2 separate regions of the Homo sapiens genome follow, and region 2 is linked to region 1. The links are chromatin loops, found by intact Hi-C in ENCODE. Cell type or tissue: mammary epithelial cell. All regions are shown on one strand. Each heading gives the region's core, and the rest is flanking DNA. Links, peaks and the distances in the headings are about the cores only.

Region 1 (4,409 bases), core at 77-4,076:
CGTAAATTTTTACATTTAAGGCAATCAATCTAATGTGTTAGATGGTAGCATTTTTATTCTTTTAGCCTATTTTAGGAATCATGCATTTTTGTAGAAATTTTAACCCTTTCTCATGTATCTCTGGCATGGTGGTGTGACAGGGCAGAGGGAAAAAGATGGATGCTGATAATGTTGATGTACTTCCTACCAACCAAAAAAAGACAGATGGTCTTGTTATAGCAAAAGTTCAGGAAAGATGGAAGGCAGGTCATAATGAAAACTAGCAACAGATACAGGGGCCATTAAATTTGATGCTTGTAACATTGCTTGCTATGAATTTGAAACTGCCTAAGACCGGGAGTAAGTCTTGAGGACATTGAAAAGAGGACATTGCTAAATGTGACAAGTTCCCTCCCTAATGTATTTTTTAGCTAGTCTGATGTGCCAACCTACCACAGGCCTATTGACAATAGAAGTGAACAATGGGGTGTTCATGCCTCTTTGTAACCATAGCCTCTCAAAGAAAACTTCCTGTTTTCTATCCACTGGGCCGTTTTGTCTTCTCTTTGTCCTTGACACTTGTCCCCATTTTCTGCCCATAAGCACACTCTTTCTTTATTCACTAGACTTTGGAATGTGACCTTTGGAGTTCTCACTCTTTCAAGGATTCTGCTCAGCTTTATTCTATTGGCTCTTTTCAATCAGGAATCTCATGCATAAAACACCCTGATGTAAGGTACCCCTCAGAGCCAGGCAGACCTGCTTGGTCTTCAGCAAAAGAAAGGAAATGTATTTGGATTGCCAAGGGCACTGCAAATTGTGCACAGTGAATAATACTCTAAAGTATTTATGAAGGCATACCAGATGACCTCATGATGTCTCTTCTCTCCCTTGAAACTATTCACAAACCTAAAAATGTATAAATATTTTTCCTTCATGTTTTGTCTCTGTCTTTATGCATTTAGTGAAGCATATCAGAGGAATTGGATATGGGAAAAAATAGTGCCTTTTTATCTTGTCAATCCCTCAGCATAATTGTCGGTTGACATAATCTCAAATGGATCTCAAATAACCTTGTTGTAGCCTCCATACCGTATTCCCCAAGGTATCTGTGAATGTAGCATTTCCAAAAGAGGCAAAGTCTGAATGTCCTTTATTTCCCTTTCTTTATATGAATACTATCTTGTTAACATTTAGTATGTTATTTGAATTATAGTCATACCTGCCTCCATGTCTGTCTTGTATTTTTCCTTTTTCCTTCAACCAAGATCTTGCTTTACTTTACATATAGACATTTTTGCTTTCATTAAATTGAATTATGATTACTCCCTTTGAAAAAATGGTATTTAAAAATTAAAGAAATATCAAGAAAACATTTTTTCAGAACTGTATTTTACTTTTTAACTTGTATAATGGTGCTTTTATTTAGTTTACAGTTCTCATGTTAAAAATTACAACTTCATTGGCAAAATAATCATCTTTTGCATATTGTTTTGTTTTATATTTGTCACTTTTCAATGTTTTCATCGGAGAAGTAATATATTTAACTATGATAACTATACACATACATAACTATAATGTAACATAAATATTACACATGTATAATGTATAACAGAATACATTATACATAACTACAATGTAACATTTCAAATGAATATTTTAAAGTACCACCTTGCATTTGTTTTTCTATGCATATTTTAAAAGGTATAACCATCAAAGGCGTATGCTTTATCTTCTGCTTTTTTCACTTAACACATATCCTGAGCATTTCTCCATACTACCATGTGGCTGTCATACACACTGCATATTGACTTTCTACTTTTCTTCTGTGATGCTAGATGGTCATGAGGCTTACTTTGAACATAAATCACTTATCCATGCACTGAAATATTAAGGCATGCTACTACTCAAAACTACTAAATTGTTAAATTGCTCAGCATGAATAAAATACAATGCCATTATTTGTAATTCTGGCCTTAATTTGGTGATTTTTAGCTCTTTCTCACTACCTACCATGTAATGAGAAGCTCTTGATAAAGTTGGTAGCAAAAACAGAGATACAAGTGTGGGACATATGATGCTGTCTGATGACTGCCCAGAAACACAGCCTCTTCTTAGAAACCTGGCTTCCCTTGAGATTTGCTCTAATTTTAATAGGAGCTGCTCAGCAGAAGGATGTGGATCCAATGGCAAGATGGATGATGGGTAATTTGAGAACAACACTCAGAGAGCTCTGTGTCAACCTATGTTAACACAATGGCCTTAAGTTTATTAAAACAAAAAACCATTGGCAAGGTAGGGACCACCAAATTAGTCACTTCTCAATATAAGTTTATGGATTGCTTACATGCATAGTCCTCTTTACTCCATGAGACTCCATCAGAGGTCTGTTACTTAAATTGAAATTGTTTATTGGATAACAACTGTTAAATTATTTGTCTTTAATATTTAACTTCAGCATATACAAAAAAGGGGTTTCGAAGAAGAATTAAGGTAAATCTCCACTGCCCTTCCAAGAATTTGTACAAATGCTTTCTGATTATGGAAAAACTAAAATAAAGAGGAAAAAAACTCCCTAAATAAATCTAGGCAGTTGCCTGACTCCCTCGTTTAATGTAACCACATGTTTAGTAAAGGACAATTTATCTCAGTAACATAAATATCTACAGTGTCGGTAGGAATCCTGGATGGTACAAAAAAAAAAAAAAATGTCACAGACCATCAGAAGAAAGCTGAGCCCATTGACCTGAAAGTTTTGAACCTTGGAATGAGATTCAAATAGGGCATTGCCTAATCCATGTTCAAGGTGAAGAGTAGCCAAGCTAAGCTATGCTAAATCATCTCATCAATAAACGAGGTCTTTTCCAGAAATTTAATTTCACTTGATTAATATCTTGGGTCAACTAAGGGTTGCGTTAAAATTCAGCAGATATTTGCAATGTGGGTGGATTTTTTTTTTTAATTATGTAGAGTTCTCTTAGCTTGTCAGACAAAACAGACCAGATTTAAGACAGGCTGAGAAGAGTATGCCATGTTCAGAGACTTTCAAATGTGGTCTCACAGGGATCCTGATAGTCTGGAACTCTATCATGTTTCTCTATTAACTTCACTTGTCACCAACTCCCTTATTTGCATGTCTTAAGAAGATAAGATGTTTATTTATGTAGACTGAAAGAAGAGAGAACAAGATATTGCACAAAAGGATTTGGTTAGAAATTTAACTGATTTATGGCAATGGTCTCCTTCTTGCTCGATCTTAAGACATGATTCATTTTTCTGAGGAATCCTTCACTGAAAAGGGGAAACCGATACTGGACACTGGAGACTCCCAGGTTTTGAAGGCCAAGAGATAGGTCAATTCTAGTTAAAAATTGTGGTACCTATATGATCTTTGTAGCACCTCAGAGTGTCAATATTACCAATTGTGATTTATCTTTTTTTTAATCAGTCAAAAATATTAATTGGGCACCTCCTTTGTACCAGGTATTATACCAACTACTGTAAATTTAGCAATAAAATAACTCTGTCTTTCATATAATTTATTTTTCTATACTTTTAGATTACTACGCTGATTAACTGATGGCATATATTTAAATCTTTTAGCACAGTCCTTGGCACAGAGTAATTGCTCAATAAATGTTAATTTTCCCTATTTCTCCAATATACTATTTTTTCAAAATTCCAAAATAAACATCTCAATGCACTATGGGACTTTGGCACATTTCGACTTATCTTCTCTCTGCCAAAAGTAGGCTTACTAAATTATAGACAAGATTAGTACTGTCCATTTTAAATATAATATCCACTACCCATTCATTACAATCTCAAATGCCTACGCTGGCCAGTCGGGGAGACGAATGAGTAAAGCAAGTTAAAGTAAAACTGGCAACAGTGAGGGCTGAGCAGCCAGTAGGATGCATGTCCAATCCATAGGGTGCTCCAGCCAATTGTTGCCATGTCGATCAATAGGCCCAGTGTTGTCATAAGACCTAACTTCACAAGGGAACTAGGAAAATAATTTTATTATGTAAAATTTTTACATTATGAAGTAGAGGTAACTAATTAATAAACATATACAAGCACACACATACACACACATGCCCATGCAGAGAGAATATACCGATTCTGTGTACATCCAGTAAAACCAATCTATGGGCCACATATTTGTGACCTCTATTCTAATAGGCATTTTGTTTATTTACTTACCTAGAGAATTGATAATAATTAAACATGGATTATAACATATTTTCTCCCTTCCTGTAAGCCTTTCAAAATCTTTTCATTCTCCGCATGGGATGACTGTCAACTCTAATGAGTATCACAATTATGTCTGGAGTTTTTCAAAATATATTCCTGGAACTCAAGCCCCACTTATTAATTAGAATCTTTGTAATTGTAATGAAATAATCTGTTGTTTTAAAATACTCAAC
Region 2 (4,409 bases), core at 132-4,131, 52 kb before region 1:
GAGCATTTTTTTTACATGTTTGTTGACCACATAGATGTCTTCTTTTGAAATGTGTCTGTTCATGTCTTTGCCCACTTTTAAATGGGGTTGTTTGTTTTTCTGCTTGTTAATTTAAGTTCCTTATAGATTCTGGATATTTGACCTTTGTCAGATGCATAGTTTGCAAATATTTTCTCTCAATCTGTAGGTTGTCTGTTTAATCTGTTGATAATGTCTTTTGATGTGCAGGAGCTCTTTAGTTTAATTAGGTCTCACTTGTCAATTTTTGTTTTTATTGTAATTGCTTTTGATGTCTTTCTCATGAAATCTTTGCCTGGTTCTATGTCCAGAATAGTATATCCTAGAATTGTTACTTTTCAAGGGTTTTTATAGTTTTAGGTTTTACTTTTAAGTTCTTTAGACCTGTGCATTTGTCTTGGATTGTGAGGGCTGGAGTCATATTTAAGAAAGACTTAATGAATTGGGCATTGAGCTTGGAAGGGTGCGAATGTGTCTTCCTCTAAGAAGCACACATTTCTGCAAAGTGATATTAGTTTTTTTCATTCTTGGGTGTGGGAGTGATTGATATTTCTAGAGTGATATTTTGAGACACTTTACATAAATAAATAGAAATTTTACCTGAGGACCCATGATCTTGTGTACATGTAACTAACACTTCTTAATGCCAGTGGCTGTCCTTCAGTGGAATAACCTGAAAGAAAATATGCATTAAAAGCATATAATTTATATTTAGGAAAATCTTCAACCTTATTTTTTCTATTTGAGGTAGGGGTTGATGGCAATGTATAAGAACTGGACTATAGCTTATAGGTTTTTAACAGCCTAACACCTCTCTCCTAATGTGAGTTGGGTAAGCACTAGAGAGTTAAGTAATTTTCCTACTGCCACATAACTAGATCTTCTATTCTTTACTGTAGCATATTTTATTCTTGTAAAGAATGTTATCCCACAAAAGCATACGTATAGTCTGTATAAATTCAACCCCCTTTACAGAGACATAATTTTGTAAGTGTTTGATATAAAATTTATGGATAAGAGACTAGCTGTCTGGATGCAACAAGAGTTGATGTATAAATCAACCTCATTAGGAACTGAAAAGATGCAAATTAAAATCAAAGTTCAATACTATTACAGACATGAAAAATTAAAATTTGAAAATTTTGATTATTCCATGAGTTGGTTAAGATGTAGACTCTCTGCAGCTCTTTTACACTACCTGTATGCTTATAAGAGTATAAATTGGATTACCCAATTGGCAGACTCCACTAAGGCTGACCATACTAATCTCCATGTTTATAATAGCTTTATTTGTAAATGCCCCAAGCTGGAAACAACTCAAAAGGAGAATAAATAAATAAGTTATGCTGTATTTAAACAATGGCATAATATAGAGAAATGGCAATAGACTAGCACTACCTTCAAAAGCAAGGATGACTCACACTAAAGAAAGAACCAGACACCACAAGAGTAGATAAAATGGGATTCATTCACAAAAAAAATTTAAATAAAATTAATTTGTGGTATTATAAGTCAGGATAATGATAACCTCTGAGGAAAAGGGAGGCTAGAGAAATTGGAAGGTTAAAAGAAGAGGGCTTCTGAGGTTCTGGTATTTTTCTATTTCCTGATTCTTGTGGCAGTTACACGGAAGTGTTCACTTTGTGATAATTTTCCAAGCTGTACACTTATTATTTCTGTATTTTTTTGTGTATATATGGTATGAGTCAATAAATTTACAATACAAGTCGGTGTACAGAAAACTGAAAAATAAAGAGCATATGACATCTCCTTCCAACATGCTCTCATGATAGTTCAGGCTTCTCTTTTTACAACACTCATCACACTTGTGATATTTCTCATATCTGCTTTTCTTCTGGACTGTACACTGCATAGGACAAGAACCACACTTATCTTTCCACAGCTGGATCCTTACAGCCTAGCACAGTGCCTGGCACAAAATAAATGACTAAAACTTCTCCCAAATAACATCAATCAACCCAAAAGATAAGTTGCTTTCCAAATTACAATAAAAAGCACTAACTTCAAACTCGCTGAAATTGATTCTTAAAGTGGGCTATTCTGTAGCTTTTCAATCTTCTTCAAAGTACTTATGTTGCTTTTCTTTTTGCATCTTGTCAGATGGGTAAAGAAAATCACCCTGGTGGTGACAGCAACACCTCTAGATATTCAGCACTTTCAAAATCTTTGACATATTTTCTAAGGAACCAGTTCTAAAAAATCCATTCCCTGAGAATTCCCTTATCAGAATGTCCTCTTCTGTCTGACGGAGAGCAAGTTTCATGCTGTCTTTCAGTTTCCTACCTTCTCTCCCATGCAGTTATAAGTTGCCCAATGAACGTTCACCGGTTTGAATTGAATATTTTCACTGCAGAGAATTTCCACACTATTCACTTCATAGATATAAGATATAGCTTTCTTCTCCATTCTAATTAAAAGTCAGTGTGAGGAAATGAGTAACTGGGAGTGAATCTCATTTGTGTGCATGGGGGTTCAAATGCAAATGAGAATTAGAAAATACATAAGACACAGTTTGATTTAGACCTATGATTCAAAACTGGATTAGCAACTCACACTTGTCATCACATGTTTTTGTTTGATGACTATTCTTATTTTAACTAAAGAATAGTTCCAGTCATGCTAACCTATGACTCAATGAACAATGCAAATGACTTAACATGACAATTAAGTCCTATAACTCCCTAACACTGGAATTACTAAAGTGTTCCCCATCACAGGAAACAAATGAAAATTATCATGCTAAAATCATTTAAGTTTAAATGCACTGAATATATTTTTGAGTTAAAATCGTTAAGATTGGGAAGAGTTTAACATTTTAAATGGAAAAACATAAAAAGAAACATATTAATTCCCTTTAAAATAATCTCAACAATGATTTTTAAATTACTTCAACATGAGTTCTATATGGACTTAATTGGTTTTAGTAACTCAATACTTTCCAGTCTAGAATGTCTTCAGGGATCTCCAATTAAGTATAGTTGACTCAATTTCTATTTATATGAATTATCTATAGCTATGTAATAATATTACCAAAAAATTAGCAGTTTAAACATCCCACACTTATTATCTCACAGTTTCCCTACATCAGGATTCCAGACAGGGTTTAGCTTGTTTTCCACTTCAGTGTCTTACAAGGCTGCAGTCAAAGTGTCAGTTACGTCTTGGTTTTTATCCAGCTTTGTCTAAGAAAGGATCTTCTTCCAAGTTCATATGGATATTGACATAATTCAATTCTTTACAGCCTGTAATGATGAGGGTATTAGTTTCTTGCTGTTAGCCAGCAGCCGGTCTCAGTTCCTTGCCACATGGGCCTCTCCAGCATGCCTGCTTGTTTCATCAAAGTTAAGGAGAAAGTGTCTCCTAGCAAGAGGGGTATTTAACCTTATGCAACGTAATCAGCAAAGTGACATTCCATTACCTTTACCATAATATATTGTTTAGAAACAAATCCTGTGCCCTGCCAAAGGGAAGGAATGACACAAACAGGCAGGAGTATGAGGAGAGAGAAATCATTGGGAGTCATCTGACAGTTTTGTCACATGTGTCCATGAAATGGGAATCAATGGCTCTTGCCTAGTTTATGGCTCTATTCTGATAGTGCCCAGAAACATGCTACTTGATTTTCAGAAAGGTGACTTTTCAGTTCAAAATGTGTATTTCCAGTGGTTCCTGAATTAGATTTAATGGACTAGTAAAATTTGATTGAGAAGATGGTGGGAGAAAAAAAATGAACAATTGATATTAGGTTGCCAACTTTAATTTTGCCAAAAATGTATCAAAGGAAAATTAAAAGCAAATGTAATTATCATTTTGTAAACTGAAGAATGATCAAATACCCAAAAAAGGTAAGGGCAAAAATTTCAGAATAAAGAATCTGGCAACTTACTTTGTATTTTAAAATTCTATAATCATGTTGTTCTCTTTTCATCACAAACCAGTGAAAAGTTAGTCACCTACTCACTGTTTTTCAGATTGGCATTTGAGAACTACCATAGCAGAGACATGAGATTTTTTTCTATAATAAATTAAGATATATAACTTGCTTAACTCCTAAAGAAATTAACTAGATTTACTACTTAAATATGGAGCAAAGTAAAACTTTTAAATACGAAAGTGAACAGAGACCATGTAAAGGAAGCAGATGGACGGGAACATACCAGATGCCAGGAAGAAATGAGCAGAAACTAGGGCACTGGATTTGGCTGTAAGGTCTTTGGCCATCAAGTTGCCTTATGTAGATGACAAGTTTGGATAAGACAATGTGTGACTGCAACTGAGGAAAGATTATTTTTTTCTTTAGACTTGAATGCAATCAGAATTTAGCCCAAGAGTTCTTCTGTGAAGGACTTGTATCTCTTCCCAAATTATGA

The links. Peaks named below come from ENCODE experiments on the same cell type or tissue, not always from the same donor. Only the 100,000 strongest peaks of a DNase experiment are listed, where the experiment ranks them.
Region 2: a loop joins it to region 1, with 2.6 times the contacts of the local background. A loop is called at or near these places in 1 of 110 quality-filtered maps.

Annotation. Positions count from the first base shown.
Region 1 is chr11:41,000,143-41,004,551 of GRCh38, reverse strand. All of the region lies in intron 1 of LRRC4C (leucine rich repeat containing 4C), which reads left to right. Among named protein-coding and RNA genes, the nearest start is that of LRRC4C, 460 kb to the left of the region's middle. In mammary epithelial cell, for the core only: no CTCF peak of the experiment used is centred there; no DNase peak of the experiment used is centred there; H3K27ac peaks cover 420 bases.
Region 2 is chr11:41,052,258-41,056,666 of GRCh38, reverse strand. All of the region lies in intron 1 of LRRC4C (leucine rich repeat containing 4C), which reads left to right. Among named protein-coding and RNA genes, the nearest start is that of LRRC4C, 410 kb to the left of the region's middle. In mammary epithelial cell, for the core only: a CTCF peak has its summit at 2,171; a DNase peak (open chromatin) is centred at 2,596; H3K4me3 peaks cover 651 bases; H3K27ac peaks cover 2,670 bases.